Linked DNA regions of Homo sapiens: region 2 is linked to region 1. Evidence: chromatin loops called from intact Hi-C (ENCODE). Cell type or tissue: endothelial cell of umbilical vein. All regions are shown on one strand. Links, peaks and the distances in the headings refer to the core of each region. The heading gives the core; the rest is flanking DNA. Region 1 overlaps RPRD2 (regulation of nuclear pre-mRNA domain containing 2). Region 2 holds the start of FALEC (focally amplified lncRNA regulator of ECM1).

Region 1 (8,332 bases), core at 48-8,047:
ACCCACCACACCGGGCCTGAAGTCTCTCTTTTGTGTTATAAATCTGTCAATACCTAGGGCTGTGGATGACACAATCAGAACAAAGTTCTGGGATTTCATTAACAGTCTTCGAGGAAATACATCTATTTAACTTGCTAGATACAATCCTTTTAAAAGTCAAAGAGAATTCCACATTCCATAAGGAACCTAGTTCTGTTCAAATTTTGCCTCATCAGAAATTTCACATCGGCCAGGCACGGTGGTTCACACCTGTAATCCCAGCACTTTGGGAGGTCGAGGCAGGTGGATCACGTGAGGTCAGGAGTTCGAGACCAGCCTGGCCAACATGGCGAAACCCCGTGTCTACTAAAAATACAAAAATTAGCCGGGCATGGTGGTGTGAGCCTGTAATACCAGCTACTCGAGAGGCTGAGGCAAGAGAATCACTTGAACCCGAGAGGCAGAGGTTGCAGTGAGCCGAGATCACACCACTGCACTCCAGCCTGGGCAACAGAGCAAGTCCCCGTCTCAAAAACAAACAAACAAATAAAAATAAAAAGGGAGAAAGCATAAACATGTCAAACTCTCAAATTGTCCCTGATATTAGTAGTACAACATGTGCTGCAGTCATCATCAATTCTTTATTGCTGATGCCAATAGATAGGGGCTGTGGATTATTACTTAATACTATTTAGTTCTGTGTAACAAAATTCTTCTGCACCTCCAGACAAAGTTCACTATAATATGCTTGAATGATCCACTTACATAACAGTTTAGGAAACTGTTTTACACCACTCCTTTGATAGAGAGCAGGGTTTCTCAACCTCAGCACTACTGACACTTTGGGCTAGATAATTCTTTATTGTTGGGGCTGTCTCACACATTGTAGGATATTTAGGAGCATCCTCCTGGCCTCTACTCACTAGAGGCAGTAGCACCCCTACCATTACCCCAGTTGAGACAACTAAAAAGGTCTCCAAATATTGCCAAGTGTCCTCCCTGGAGGCCTTTGGTTGAGACTACTGATATAGAGTAAATCACTACACTGAATATATTGCCCTGGTATTTGTAATTCATTTCATAATTATACTACGGTACTTAAAAAGGATTTCATTGGTATCTGGAGCATAAGAGAGTAGAGAGTAGGAAAGATTTATGAAAAAAGGTTAGAAACAGGCAGTGTCATGCACAAAACATAATTAGTAAAGCTGAACAGAAAGGGTCAAATGAGAGAGATTATAGGTAGGTGAAAACAAAAATACTACATCTAAGACTCTAATAAAATAATAAATAAAATAATAAATAATGAAGCCTCTATAAAACATTAGGACAAAAAAAGATATATTCATGTCTCAGAAATTTTTTTTTTTTTTTTTTTGAGGCAGGGTCTCATCACTTAGGTTGGAGTACAGTGGGGTGACCACAGCGTACTGCAGCCTTGAACTCCTGGGCTCAAGTGATCCTCCTGCCTTAGCCCCCTGAGTAGCTGGAACTACAGGCATGCACCACTATGCCCAGCTAATTTTTTTTTTTTTTTTTTTTTTGAGACAGAGTCTTGCTCTTTTGCCCAGGCTGGAGTGTAGTGGGGCAATCTTGGCTCACTGCAACCTCCACCTCCTGGGTTCACACCATTCTCCTGCCTCAGCCTTCCAAGTAGCCAAGACTACAGGTGCCCGCCACCACGCCCGGCTAATTTTTTGTATTTTTAGTAGAGTCGGGGTTTCACTGTGTTAGCCAGGATGGTATCGATCTCCTGAACTCATGATCCGCCTGCCTCAGCCTCCCAAAGTGCTGGGATTACAGGCGTGAGCCACCGCGCCCGGCGCTAATTTTTAATTCCGTTGTAGAGACAGGGTTTCACTATGTTCTTGAAGCGTCATAAAAAAATTTTTTTTTTTTTTTTTTTTTTTGGACTGAGTCTTGCTCTGTCGTCCAGGCTGGAGTGCAGTAGCGTGATTCCGGCTTACTGCGATCTCAGCACACTACAGGTGTGTGTCACCACACCTGGCTAATTTTCATATTTTTAGTAGAGATGTTATTTCACCTGGTTGGCCAGGCTGGTCTTGAACTGCTGACCTTAGGTGATCTGCCCGCCTCAGCCTCCCAAAGTGCCGGGATTACAGGCGTGAGCAACTGCACCTGGCCATATTTTTTGATAATAAATGGACCCTTCCTACTGTCTTCAGCTTTGGTTAACACTGAAATTAATAAAACTCAACATATATAAACCTGTATTAAAAGCTGGGACTAATGCAGCCCCTAGGGTGTCATGGTGTAGGTGAAAGAATACTGAACTCCAGTCAAGAAATCTGGCCTTCAGTCTTGGCTCATACTGAATAGACAGATAGGTATGTGACCATAAGCAGATCTTTTCACCTTACTGAGCCTTAGTTTCCTTACCTGAAAAGTAAGGGATTAGACTAGATAATACTTAGTCTCTTTCAGCTTTCACATTTTATAATTCTTCAGATGTCAGCTCATAGATGATAAATATAAAAAAAATAGGAGGGGCGCAGTGGCTCACGCCTGTAATCCTAGCACTTTGGGAGGCTGAGGTGGGTGGACTGCCTGAGGTCAGGAGTTCGAGACCAGCCTGGCCAACATAGCAAAACTCCGTCTCTACTAAAAATACAAAAATTAGCTGGATGTGGTGGTGGGCACCTGTAATCCTAGCTACTTGGGAGGCTGAGGTTGCAGTGAGCTGAGATTGGGCCACTGCACTCCAGCCTGGGCGACAAGAGTGAAATTCTGTCTAAAATAAAAAAAAGGATAATGACCACCAGGCATGGTGGCTCATGCCTATAATCCCAGCACTTTGGGAGGCCAGGAGTTTGAGACCAGCCTGGCCAACATGGAGAAACCCCATCTCTACTAAAAATACAAAAATTAGCCAGACATGGTGGTGTGGGCCTGTAATCCCAGCTGCTAGGGAGGCTGAGGCAGAAGAATCACTTGAACCAGGAGGCAGAGGTTGTAGTGAGCCGAGAGCACTCCACTGCACACCAACTAGGCAACAGAGTGAGACTCCATCTCAAAAATTTTAAATAAATAAATAAATAAATAAATAAAAAGAATAATGAATTAACTGTGTTATACATTTTATGGCTCTGGATTCATCAGAAATGGAATCCAGGATTAATTTAAGCCAGAGACAAACATTCACAATTCGAGTCCCTCTGGCATATGTCAGTTACCTTGCAGTGCAGGGGCTGACTGTGTCTGGGTTTTGGAAAGTGCAGACAGAATGCTCTCTGGGGTGATCTCCACCTTGGAGAGGATATTTGCCAGAGGGTTGTGAGATGTTGTCGTGGCAGGTGCAGGTGTTTTCAGGCCACTGGTGAGGTTGCTGGGGCTGGTGGGCGTTCCTGGAGAAGGTCTTGATGCAGGACTGACCCCTGGTGGCAGAAAGATGAACTCAAGAAAATGCAATTCAAAATGACTTCAATTTCCGATACTTCCCCTCACTTCAATGAGTTTGATATATTTAACAGGAATTCTTCTGTGGTTGATCCACAAATGGTCCATCATAACATGACATGTACAAAAAAAAAAAAAAAAACCCTGAAAAGATTATCTCCTTTTACTTGGAACACCATTAAAACAAACAAGTATTGGCCGGGCGAGGTGGCTCACACCTGTAATCCCAGCACTTTGGGAGGCCGAGGCAGGCGGATCACCTGAGGTCAGGAGTTCGAGACCAGCCTGACCAACATGGGGAAACCCTGTCCCTACCAAAAATAAAAAATTAGCCGGGTATGGTGGCAGGCGCCTGTAATCCCAGCTACTCGGGAGGCTGAGGCAGGAGAATCATTTGAACCCAGGAGGTGGAGGTTGCAGTGAGACAAGAGTTGAGACACAGTGAGACTCTGTCTTGAAAAAAACAAGTATTAAGTGATTTTCATAGTTTTGAGAGCCCCAATATTTCTTATTTATTTTTAAAAAATAGAGACAGGGTCTTGCTACATTGCCCAGGGTGGTCTTCAACTCTTGACCTCCAGTGATCCTCCCACCTTGGCTTTTCAAAGTGCTGGGAATTACAGGCATGTACCACCACACCTGGACAATCTTTTTTCTCCACCAAATGGCACCTACAGTTCAGAGCCCTGTAGGCGCTCAATAAATACTGCTGGCTGACTGGATGCTGAGAGCCACTGCAGTTGTATAACTCAGCCACTGCATAATTTCATGTGACTGGTAAGTTATATGCTTTTGAAATAGCTTTTAAAATGAGATTATTTAAGAAATTTCCTTTATATTTTTACATTTAAAAACACTGGGTTGATCTTTAACACAGGAAATAAAATATATAAAGAGAAAAACATTTGTTATTTTAAAAAAGATAAATATGAACAGATATTTCACAAAGAAACTTAAGTGAGAAGCAAAGGAAAAAAATTTTTAACATCTTTCATAGAAGAAATGGAAATTAAACAACTTTTTAAGGCTGGATTTGTAGACTGCACAAGGCAAGTAACTGGAGAAGGTAAGGAACAACAGAAGCTTTCATATATTAGTCATATAAAATAGCACTTTTTTGGATATCAATTTAGTTATATATTAAAATACTTTATTTTTATTTAGTTTTTGAGATATGGTCTCACTGGGTTGCTCAGGCTGGAGTGCAGTGGACATTCACAGGCGTGATCACAGTGAACTACACGTCCTGGAATTCCTGGCTTCAAGTGATCCTCCTGCATTTGCCTCCCGAGTAGCTGGGACTACACGGTATCCCACCTTGCCTGGCAAAATTTATTTAAAAAATTTCGGGCTGGGTGCAGTGGCTCATGATTGTAATCCCAACATTTTAGGAGGCCAAGATGGGAGGAACACTTGAGCCCAGGAGTTCAAGATCAGCCTGGGCAACATAGTAAGACACTGTCTCTACCAAAAAACCCACAAAACTTAGCCAGATGTGGTGGTGCACACGTGTGATCTCAGCCACTCAAAGGCTCAGGTGGGAGGATCACTTGAACCCAGAAGTTTGAGGTTACAGTGAGCCATGACTGCACCCCTGCACTCCAGCCTGGGTGATGGAGTGGGACCTTGTCTCAAAATAAATAAATAAATGGCCGGATGCGGTGGCTCACGCCTGTAATCCCAGCACTTTGGGAGGCCAACGCGAGCAGATCACGAGGTCAGGAGATCGAGACCATCCTGGCTAACATGGTAAAAGCCCGTCTCTACCAAAAATACAAAAAATTAGCTGGGCGTGGTGGCAGGCACCTGTAGTCCCAGCTACTCAGGAGGCTGAGGCAGGAGAATGGCGTGACCTGGGAGGCGGAGCTTGCAGTGAGCTGAGATCGCGCCACTGCACTCCAGCAGCCTGGGGGACAGAGTGAGACTGTCTCAAAATAAATAAATAAATAAATAAAAATAAAATTCCATTAAAAAGGTTTTATATACTTAACCCTTGCAAAGGGTTATTCATAAAATTTTTATAATTTACAGGTTTTTTTTTTGTTTTTTGTTTTTTTTTGAGACAAGAGTCTCGCTCTGTCAACCAGGCTGGAGTGCAGTGGCTTGATCCTGGATCACTGCAACCTCTGCCTTCTGGGTTCAAATGATACTTATGCCTCAGCCTTATGAGTAGCTGGGATTACAGGTACGTGCCACCACAGCTGGCGAATTTTTTCTTTTTTTGAGACGGAGTCTTGCTCTGTTGCCCAGGCTGAAGTGCAGTGGCGTGATCTTGGCTCACTGCAACCCCCGCCTCCCAGGTTCAAGTGATTGTCCTGCCTCAGCCTCCCAAGTAGCTGGGACTACAGATGCATGCCACCATGCCCAGCTAATTTTTGTATTTTTAGTAGACAGGGTTTCACCAAGTTGGCCAGGCTGGTCTTGAACTCCTGACTTCAGGTGATCCGCCTGCCTTGGCCTCCCAAAGTGCTGGAAATACAGGCGTGAGCCACCAAACCTGGCCTAATTTTTGTTTTTTGTTTTTTTTTGAGACGGAGTATTGCTCTGTCGCCCAGGCTGTGCAGTGGCGCGATCCTGGCTCACTGCAAGCTCCGCCTCCTGGGTTCAGGCCATTCTCCTGCCTTAGCCTCCCGAGCAGCTGGGACTACAGGCGCCCGCCACCATGCCTGGCTATTTTTTTGTATTTTTAGTAGAGACGGGGTTTTACCATGTTGGCCAGGATGGTCTCGATCTCTTGACCTCGTGATCCACCCGCCTCGGCCTCCCAAAGTGCTGGGATTACAGGTGTGAGCCACCACGCTCGGCCATAATTTTTGTTTTTTTAAGTAGAGATGGGGTTTCGCCATGTTGTCCAGGTTTGTCTCCAACTCCTGGCCTCAAGTGATCAACCTGCCTCCACCTCCCAAAGTGGTGGCGTGAGCCACCACACCTGGCCCTATAGTATTCTTCATAACAGTAAAAAACTGGAAACATACTAAGTGCCTAATAATAAAGGATTAGATAAGTTACCACATGCTATGCAGCTATTAAAAATGATGTAGAGAAATATTTAATGATTCATAAAAACATTCAAGATATGTAATTAACTTTTAAATAGCTAGTTTTGAAACAGTATATGCAATACACTTACTTTTTTAAAAATTGTTATACATATTTAATTCTCCAAAACATTCATATACACATATACTTTTAAGGGTAAACACAAGTGGTTTCCTTTGGGGTAACAGGATTATAGATATTTATTAAAAAATTTTTTTCATTTAAAATTTTTTATTTAGAGATAGGGTCTCACTATATTGCCAAGGCTGGTCTCGAACTCCTGGCCTCAGGCAATCTACCATCTCAGCCTCCCAAAGTGCTGGGATTACAGGCATGAGCCACCACGCCTGGCCTAGATATTTATTTCATTCTCTTTGCTTATTTTCTAATTTTTCTATAATGACCGATTATTGGATTATTTTTTAATTTAACAATTAATTTAGCTGGGTGCGCTGGCTCACGCCTGTAATCCCAGCACTTTGGGAGGCCAAGATGGGTGGATCACCTGAGGTCAGGAGTTTGAGACCAGCCTGACCAACATGGTGAAACCCCGTCTCTACCAAAAATACAAAATTAGCTGGGCATGGTGGCACATGCCTGTAGTCCCAGCTATTTGGGAGGCTAAGGCAGAATTGCTTGAACCTGGGAGATGGAGGCTGCAGTGAGTGAAGTTTGCACCATTGCACTCCAGCCTAGGTAACATGACTGAAACTCCGTCTCAGAAAAAAAAAAAAAAATCATTAATTAAAAAAAATCAACAACAGACTGGGCACGGTGACTCACGCCTATAATCCCAGCACTTTGGGAGGCCGAGGTGGGTGTATCACCTGAGGTCAGAAGTTCAAGACCAGCCTGGCCAACATGGTGAAACCCCATCTCTACTAAAAATACAAAAATTAGCCGGGCGTGGTAGCAGGTGCCTGTAATCCCAGCTACTTGGGAGGCTGAAGCAGCAGAACACTTGAACCCGGGAGGCAGAGGTTGCAGTGAGCCAAGATTGCACCACTGCACTCCTGCCTGGGAGACAGAGCGAAACTCTGTCTAAACAACAACAACAACAACAACAACAACCCCCCCAAAAACAGATTAATGATTCAATTTAAAAAGATGGAAATTAACTTTTTATCCTCCTTACTGGGCTTACTTACCAGTATTTTTCATGACTGATGTTAAACTGCTAAGGATGGAACTGATCTTTGCCAGATCCACATTAGCCAGGTTTGGCAAAGCCAATGCTGGGGAAGGGGAAAGAGAAGTATTCACAGGCTTTGGAAGAGGTGGAGTTGCTGTCATGGTCACAGGCACTGGGGTACATGAAGAGGCCTTTGAGATATTTTCTGTTGGCTTTGTAGGTACAGAAGTGGATACAGCTGACTTCTCTGCAGGTTTTTCCTTCCTGTCCTCGACTGTTTCAACAAAGAAAAGAGATATTACATCCTACTACTTTCCAGACTTTGCTTCCTATATGAAATAACATGTCCTAATATTTCCGGACTTGGGGGAAAAGGCACTACTTTAGAGAAAACAACGACTCACTTCATGCTTTTTTGAAAAAGTCATACTCTTCATAATTTATGATAATTCCCACCTTTAATATCTGCTTAAAAGCAATTTCCAGCTGGGGACAATGGCTCATGTGAGGTCAGGATTTCGAGACCAGCCTGGTCAACATGGTGAAATCCTGCCTCCACAAAAAATACAAAAAATTAGCTAGGTGTGGTGGCAGGCGTCTATAATCCCAGCTACTACAGAGGCTGAGACACGAGAATCGCTTGAACCCAGGAGGCAGAGGTTGCAATGAGCCGAGATTGTGCCACTGCATTCCAGCCTGGGCAACAAAGCGAGACTCCCGTCTCAAAAAAAAAAAAAAAAGCAAGCAATTTCCAGAATTTATCTT
Region 2 (8,332 bases), core at 326-8,325, 53 kb before region 1:
AAAAAAAAAAAAAAGAAAAGAAAAGAAAAGAAAATGAATGAACTACAGGTATATAAAATAACATGAATGCATATTTAAAAAGTCAGACATGCACAAAAAATATGTTGTAATTATTCTGATTCCATTCTTATGAAGTTCAAAAATTGGCAAAATGAAATAATTGTGCATTATTCACAATAGTTGAAAGATGAAAACGACCCAAATGTCCATCAACAGATGAATGGATAAGCAAAATGTGGCATATACACACATTGTATGTATACACATACAATGGAATATGATTCAGCCATAAAAGGGAATGAAGTTCTGATACATGCTGTAACATGGATGAGCCTTGAAAACATTATGCTAAGTGAAATAAGCCAGATGCAAAAGGACAAATATTATAGGCACATTATATGAGGTACCCAGAATAGGCAAATTCATAAAGACAGTATATTAGGAGTTATCAGGGGCTAAAGGGAGGGGGGATGCCAGTTATTGCTTAATGGTTACAGAGCTTCTGTTTGGGGTGATGGAAAAGTTTTGGAATAGATAGTGGTGACGGTTGTACAATATTGTGAATATAATTAATGCCACTGAGTTGTACACTTAAAAATGGTTAAAATGGCAAATTTTGTCATACATTTGTTTATTTATTTATTTTTGAGACGGAGTTTCACTTTTTGTTGCCCAGGCTGGAATGCAATGGTGTGATCTTGGCTCATGACAACCTCCACCTCCCGGATTCAAGTGATTCTCCTGCCTCAGCCTCCTGAATAGCTGGGAATACAGGCATGCACCACCACACCCGGCTAATTTTGTATTTTTAGTAGAGATGAGGTTTCTCCATGGTCAGGCTGGTCTCGAACTCCCGACCTCAGGTGATCCGTCTGCCTCGGCCTCCCAAAGTGCTGGGATTACAGGCATGAGCCACTGCGCCAGCCTATTTTATTATTATTTTTTGAGACAGAGTTTCGCTCTTGTTGCCCAGGCACAATCTCGGCTCACTCCAACTTCTGCCTCCCAGGTTCAAGCGATTCTCCTGATTCTCCTGCCTCAGCCTCCCGAGTAGCTGGGATTACAGGCGCCCACCACCATGCCCGGCTAATTTTTTTGTATTTTCAGTAGAGACGGGGTTTCACCATCTTGGCCAGGCTGGTCTCGAACTCCTGACCTTATGATCCATCCACCTCAGCCTCCCAAAGTGCTGGGATTACAGGCGTGAGCCACCGTGCCTGGCCCTAATTTTGTATTTTTAGTAGAGATGGGGTTTCTCCATGTTGGTCAGGCTGGTCTCAAACGCCCCACCTCAGGTGATCTGCCCACCTCGGTCTCCCAAAGTGTTGGGATTACAGGCATGAGCCACCGCCCTTACATTTATTTTACCATACTTTTTAAAAATTAATAATGTAATATACCAAAACCCATTGAATTGTACATTTTACATGGGTGAATTAATGGTATGCGAATTATATCCAATAAAGCTGTTTACAAAATCCAAAATGACTGCTTTTAGGGTTCATTTTTAGGGGTAAACTAGTTTTAACAAGCGATTGAGTGATAACTCTAAATATCAAGGGAGCAGGATTCCTTCATGGGCACGGGAGGAGGGCGTCATCAGGAAGCAGCACTGTGGGGGCCTCTGGGATGCTTTGGCTTGACTTAGGCATTTGTTGCAGGAGGTTCATTTTATAACCATCCATTGAGCTATAATACATTTATGTTTTGCATACTTTTATTATTAATTTGTTTGTTTGTTGAGACAGAGTTTCACTCTTGTCGCCCAGGCTGGAGTGCAATGGCATGATCTCAGCTCACTGCAACCTCTGCCTCCTGGGTTCAAGTGATTCTCCTGCCTCAGCCTCCCAAATAGCTGGGACTACAGAGGCACGCCACCACACCCAGCTAATTTTGTATTTTTGGTAGAGACGTGGTTTCACCATGTTGGCCAGGCTGGTCTCAAACTCCTGACCTCAGGTGATCCGCCCAACTCGGCCTCCCAAAGTGCCCGGATTACAGGCGTGAGCCACAGCGCCCGGCCAGGGATTTTCAAAGGTTATGTTAACTATGTAATTTTGGCCTTATGTACTGACTTATAACCTAACTTTGGTGTAAGGTGTAACTCTATTGCTGGGCACGGTGGCTCACGCTTATAATCCCAGCACTTTGGGAGGCTGAGGCAGGCGGATCACCTGAGGTCAGGAGTTCGGGACTAGCCTGAACGACATGGAGAAACCCCATGTCTCTACTAAAAAAATGCAAAATGAACCGGGCGTGGTAGTGCATGACTGTAATTGCAGCTACTTGGGAGACTGAGGCAGGAGAATCACTTGAACCCAGGGGGCACAGGTTGCGGTGAGCCGAGATCACGCCATTGCACTCCAGCCTGGGCAACAAGAGTGAAACTCCATCTTAAAAAAAAAAAAAAAGAGAGAGACTTGGCGACTGATTAGACTACAAGGAAAAAGGAGAGAAACTGAAGAATGATATTCCCAGGCCTAACAACTCTGATATTCTCTGGCCTAAACAACTGACTAAACAGTTGTTCTATTTATTGAAATAGGGCACATGGGAAGAAGAATAGTTGGAGGGTAAAGAGGATGGGCCCACTACTTTTTTCTTAATATTTTATCATGAAAAATTTCAAAAATACAGAAAAACTGACAGATTGTACAGTAAACAACCATATACCTACCACCTAACTTATTGCTATATTTTCTTCTTCACATCTTTCCATATACCTAGAAGAATTCATTTTTGAAGCTGAATTTGTGATATCTAGGAGACATCCAAGTGTCCTGTGTAATAGGCTGCTAGTGTAGAGTGCAGAAATACATTAAGAGCAGGCTACAAGTGCTGCCTCCTTTTCTTCATCTCCCATTCATACTCAACTCTCCAGAATTTGACTTTTGACACCTTCCGTTTGAAGTTGCTACCACTGAGGACACCGACTACTGAGAAGTCCAAAATTGAACTCATGTCTTCCCTCTGTGAAACCTGCTCCTCTTCCTCCTGTATGTTCTGCTGCCTTAGTCAGTATGAGCTGTGAAGTACCATAGACAGGGTGGGTTAAACAGCAGAAATGTATTTCTCACAGTTCTGGAGGCTAGAAGTCCTAGATCATGTGCCAGCATGGTCAGGCTCAGGTGAGGGCCCTCTGCCAGGTTGCAGCCTGCCAACTTCTTGTATCTCACAGGGCAGGAAGAGCTAGAGAACTCTCTGGGGTCCCTTTTATAAGAGCACTAATCCCATTTATGAGGGCTCCACCCTCATGACCTAATTACCTCCCAAAGGCCCCACCTCCTAATACCATCACACTGGGGGCTAGGATTTCAACAAATGCATTTGGGGGTACACAAACATTCAGTCTGTAACACTTACCTTAGTTACCACAGCCTCAAACTTGGTAGTCACCCTAGACACCAGCAAACAGGTTCTCTCAACCCTATCTCCTGAAGAGCTTTTAAAAAAAGTCCCCTCCCTCACCATGCCCTCAACCTTTTTTTTTTTTTTTTTTTTGAGACGGAGTCTGGCTCTGTCACCCAGGCTGGAGTGCAATGGCACAATCTTGGCTCACTACAACCTCTGCCTCCTGGGTTCAAGCAATTCTTCTGCCTCAGCCTCCCAAGTAGCTGGGATTAGAGGCATGCGCCATCATGCCTGGCTAATTTTGTATTTTTAGTAGGGACGGCTTTCACCATGTTGGTCAGGCTGGTCTCGAACTCCTGACCTCGGTTGATCCACTGGCCTCGACCTCCCAAAGTGCTGGGATTACAGGTGTGAGCCACCGCGCCTGGCTAGGTATATTTAAATATACCACACTTTCTGTGTTATTTCCTCTTCCTGGAAGATCTCCCTGAAGGCCAGGCTAGGTGGCTGTCTCAGAATTCTGAGAATATTTCTAACATTAGATGTTCAAGTCTCCACAGACGCTAAAGTCCCTGAAGGTGGTGTTGTAGTCTTCGTTATAGCCAGAGTACTTTTAGCACTCTGCCTAACACAAAAAGGACTGTTTACTTTAGCTGAACTTTGCATACATTCAATGCTTTGTATATCCTTCCCTTTCAACAAAACCCTACTCAAGCTTGAATTCTGTGAAGCTTTCCCTGGCCTCTCCAATAATTAGGAGCTCTGACTCCTTTACTTTACTCACCGCCCCTGAATTGAGCAAGTTATATTTTAATAGTGTATACAACGAATTGCAGTGAATGTTAACACGTTCACCTTTTATTGCTAACAGCAATGCTACCCGTGCTTCCAGGCTCTATCCAAACTCACTGCTTCCAGATAATAGCTGGCTGGTCCCTAGGGAGAATTCTTTAACTCTCAGCATTTGATGCTCAATTCAGTACCTCCTCATATTCAGCACTGTAGCTTACAAGTGCTCTCCGGGTTCCCTTCCTCTCCTCCCCGACAGACTAAACTGCTAGGGTTTGGGACCGCAGTCCTCCTCTCCTCTGACTCCCACCTCTCTGCAGCATTTGGCGCTGCACTTTGCAAACGCAGCTCTAAAGCATCTCCGGGAAGCTCCTGCACAGACCAAAGCCCCCCCGCTCCCTTTTTTTTTTTGAGACAGAGTCTCCTCTCTCGCCCAGGCTGGAGTGCGGTGGCGCGATCTTACTGCAGCCTCCGCCTCCCGGGTTCAAGCAATTCTCTGCCTCAGCCTCCCGAGTAGCTGGGATTATAGGCGCCCGCCACCACGCCCTGCTAATTTTTTTTTTTTTTTGTATTTTTAGTACAGACGGGGTTTCACCTTCTTGGCCAGGCTGGTCTTGAACTCCTGACCTCGTGATCCACCGCCTCGGCCTCCCAAAGTGCTGGGATTCCAGGCATGAGCCACCGCGCCCGGCCCAAAGCCCTTTAAAGACAAGTCTCCGCTTGCGGATTCGCCCGCCAGGTGACAAGGCTTCGTGGGCCAGGACTCCGCCCGCTCCCCGTGGGCTGGGGCGACCCAGGCCAGGAGGGTACACGTGGGACCGGGGGGTAGGGGAATTGCTGGGCCGGCCTTTTCCCCCTGCCTCCCCCGGTTCCTCTGTCCTGGAGGCCGTAGGAGATGCGCAGGACGCCCGCACATGCGCAGTGTCACTCTCGAGCTCCAGACTCGAGCGCGGCGGGCAGGAGGCCCAGGCGGCCCCGGGCTCCCGAGACTGGGCTGCCGGCTCAGGGGCGGGGCACAGCGCTGCCCTCGCCCGCTCATTGGCTCGCGTGCTGACGGACAGGTGGGGCGGACAGCCGGCGAAAGATCTGAGGAGCCGCTGGACTGGAAACTGCTACTGGGCTAAAAATACTTAAGTAAATAAATGAAAGCCTGTGGAGGAGGAGAGGAAGGAGAGGCGGGCGTGGGTTTGGGAGCAACTGAGGCTCCGCTTGCCCCTGGCTGGCGCAGGATGATGGTTCTTGGTTCACTCTCTCCGTCTCCGCTAGAACTGGAGCGGAGAAGTCTGCTTTCTGGAAGGTCGTCCTGGCGGCGGAGTCACACAGGACTTGTTCCCCTGGGACTCTTCATTCCGAGTCTTCATTCCGATTCTTTCAGATCCAGCCTTGAGGCCTCGGGTTCCTGGGAGCAGCTTTGTAGGGCTTGAGAGTCCTAGTCACCGCCACCCTCGGGTCCAGCTCAGGTTGGGGGCTACAGCTCCGTCCCTCCGGCACTTGGGACGACACTCTTTGAACTGGCCTCCCAGCGTCCCGCCTTGCTGGCTGCCGACTAAACTTTTTTTTTTCTTTTTGAGACTGGGTCTCGCAGGTTGAAGTGCAGTGCCGAGACCATAGCTCTTTGGGTGGCTGGGATTACAGGCGCGCGCCACCTCCCCGGCTCTCCGACTAGACATTATTTTATTTTATTTTATTTTTGAGGCACAGTCTCGCTGTGTCGGCCAGGCTGAGTGCAGTGGTGCGATACTGGCTCACTGCAACCTCCACCTCCCAGGTTCAAGTGATTCTCGTGCCTCAGCCTCCCGAGTAGTTTGGATTATAGGTGGGCACCACCACGCCTGGCTAATTCAGTAAAGATGGGGTTTCACCATGTTGGTCGGGCTGATCTCGAACTCCTAACCTCAAGTGATCCGCCCGCCTCGGCCTTCCAAAATGCTGGGATTACAGCGTGAGCCAGTGCGTCCGGCCTAGACATTCTTAAAAGGCAAATTGGAACACATCCTCCGCTTGAAAACGCCAGTGCCCCCTGGGCCAGGGCACCAAGATCCACTTAAAACCCTGCGGGTGAGGCATTAGTGATGAGCTCCTGCTTATCATTCCAGCCATATCAGAGAGGAAGGCCACCAAAGAGTCAGGTCCTTTCAGCCTTGACCCTTGTGCGCACTCTGCCCGCTCACACCCTCTACTTCTTTACTGGAGAAACTCTGACCTCAACGCCCCTCCTGTGCACCTGTGCTGCCCCCAGCCCCACTCCCACCTCGGGACGTTCCTGTCATGCTCAGAGCACGCTGGGGGCCCTGTACCACAACACTTGTCACACCTGCTAGGCTCAGGGACAGTGAACAACCTCAGGGCAGGGGCTGTGTGTGTTCTGGATGTGTATCCCCAAGTCTAGCAGAGTGTGCATAGATAGGGGTTCAATAAATGGATATTGGCCAGGCACAGTGGCTCACGCCTGTAATCCCAGCACTTTGGGAGCCTGGCCAACATGGTGAAAACCCGTCTCTACTAAAAATACAAAAATTAGCTGGGTGTGCTGGTGCACGCCTGTAATCCCAGCTACTCGGGAGGCTGAGGCAGGAGAATCGCTTGAACCCAGGAGGGTTGCAAGTTGCAGTGAGCCAAGATCGTGCCACTGCACTTCAGCCTGGGCGATAGAGCGAGACTGTGTCTCAAGAAAAAAAAAAAAAGGATATTGAATGAATGAAGGCATGAATTCTAAGGATCAAAAGTGAAGCTTTAAAAATGTTAGGCTGGGCTGTGGCATTTTGGGGGCTCACCAAGGCCAAGAACCATATCTTCTTTGAGTCCTGATAGCTAGCTAACAAGGTGGCACTCCTTTCAAAATATGTGAATAAATTCAAGATGGCAAAGTGACGTCAAGCTGTTTAGTTATGGTCGCATCCCACAGCCTGTGAACATCTGCTCAGTGAAGGGGGCAGGGCCGTGGGCCTCAGGGGCCAGGCACTGAAGGAAATACAAGCAGGCTTAGGAGGGTGTGTTTGTCTGTGGTGTGTCTGAAAACGCCAGTGCCCTCCTGGGCCAGGGCACCAAGATCCACTTAAAACACTGCGGGTGAGACATTAGATAGACAATGAGGACACCAAATCCAAGAGGTGTTTAGTGTAATGAGTGTTCAGATGGGTGGGGCAGGGTGGGGTTCCCCCCATCTGACCCTCTAGGGCTCTGGGGTGACTCATTCTTCCTTGGGCTCAGAGGTGGAGCTGATATTTGTTCCTCCAGTTGAGCCCTGCTCCCCCTGGCCCTTGGCGTTCTCAGTGTCTCCAGACACTAGAGCCACGTTCCTCAGATAATTGATGTTGAAGCAGTTGACCTGTTCATCCCCAGGACTCAGGTAACAGCAGAGGGCAGGGTCTCGCCAGATGTTACGTCGGGGACCACACAGATCATTGATGAAGGTTAATTTCTGATGAATGAGAAAAGTAAAACAGATGATGGGGTGGGGAGGTGGTCCAAGGACAGATGTAGATACTTGGGTGCCAAAGTCCCCCTTTCATCAGCTTCTACTGCTCTCTCCCTCGTTCCCCTCCTGGGGCCCAGAGAGAGTACAAGACTGCCTTGCACAGCTGGATTCCTTGTGACTGACAAATGTGTACATCTGGAAATGCCAGAAGCTTGTGGCCCGGAGAAGGCATAATAGGAACTTAGAGATGGGGAGCAGGCCAGGTCAGAGTGAAGACTTTTCTGGAACCAAGAAAAAAACACCTCCCCCACTAGTCATTATAACCAAAGGCTGGTTTGAGGTACTAAAGAGAAGGGGTGGCCTGCAGTTCTAGCTCTTTCCCTCCCCTCCCCTGCATTCCTCTGGAGACTAGACTCCACACACTCACCTCCTCCTCTGCACAGCAGGCCTGTTCTGGAAATGGCAGGTCACAGCAGCGGGCAGTCATGTTGTGGATCAGCCCAGGAATATGTTTACTATGTTGGTGTGAAAGGGGCAGGGGTTAGGGTCTTTGGGCATCTTCTGGCATCAGATGGGGTTGGGATATCATGATTTTGCTTTTCCCAAAGGTGTCCCAAAAGGAAGTTTTCGGGAAAGGAAGAGAGTGGGGAAGGACTAGGCAACTTACTGCTTGGTGAGAACTCTTTGGTTTCCACAGAGGTGGCCCATGAGGTTGGGGGTGACTCGACCGATGTCAATGGTCAAGATGTCCCGGTCATAGTTGGGGTAAGGAGC

Evidence for each region. Hi-C counts contacts between places; a loop is a spot of excess contacts. Peaks named below come from ENCODE experiments on the same cell type or tissue, not always from the same donor. Only the 100,000 strongest peaks of a DNase experiment are listed, where the experiment ranks them.
Region 2: a loop joins it to region 1, with 3 times the contacts of the local background. A loop is called at or near these places in 23 of 110 quality-filtered maps.

Annotation. Positions count from the first base shown.
Region 1 is chr1:150,459,569-150,467,900 of GRCh38, reverse strand. It overlaps RPRD2 (regulation of nuclear pre-mRNA domain containing 2), which reads right to left. Exons shown (of 11, transcript NM_015203.5): 9 at 7,584-7,841; 10 at 3,174-3,374. Among named protein-coding and RNA genes, the nearest start is that of TARS2, 24 kb to the left of the region's middle. In endothelial cell of umbilical vein, for the core only: a CTCF peak has its summit at 3,390 (motif pointing left); a DNase peak (open chromatin) is centred at 3,350.
Region 2 is chr1:150,512,466-150,520,797 of GRCh38, reverse strand. It overlaps ECM1 (extracellular matrix protein 1), which reads right to left. Exons shown (of 10, transcript NM_004425.4): 8 at 8,226-8,332; 9 at 7,986-8,073; 10 at 7,009-7,561. The coding sequence ends at 7,331. It overlaps FALEC (focally amplified lncRNA regulator of ECM1), which reads right to left and starts at 5,046. Exons shown (of 6, transcript NR_186305.1): 1 at 4,736-5,046; 2 at 2,678-3,025. RefSeq lists a silencer at 4,852-5,221 and enhancers at 5,312-5,461, 5,532-5,601. In endothelial cell of umbilical vein, for the core only: no CTCF peak of the experiment used is centred there; a DNase peak (open chromatin) is centred at 5,187; H3K4me3 peaks cover 1,460 bases; H3K27ac peaks cover 363 bases.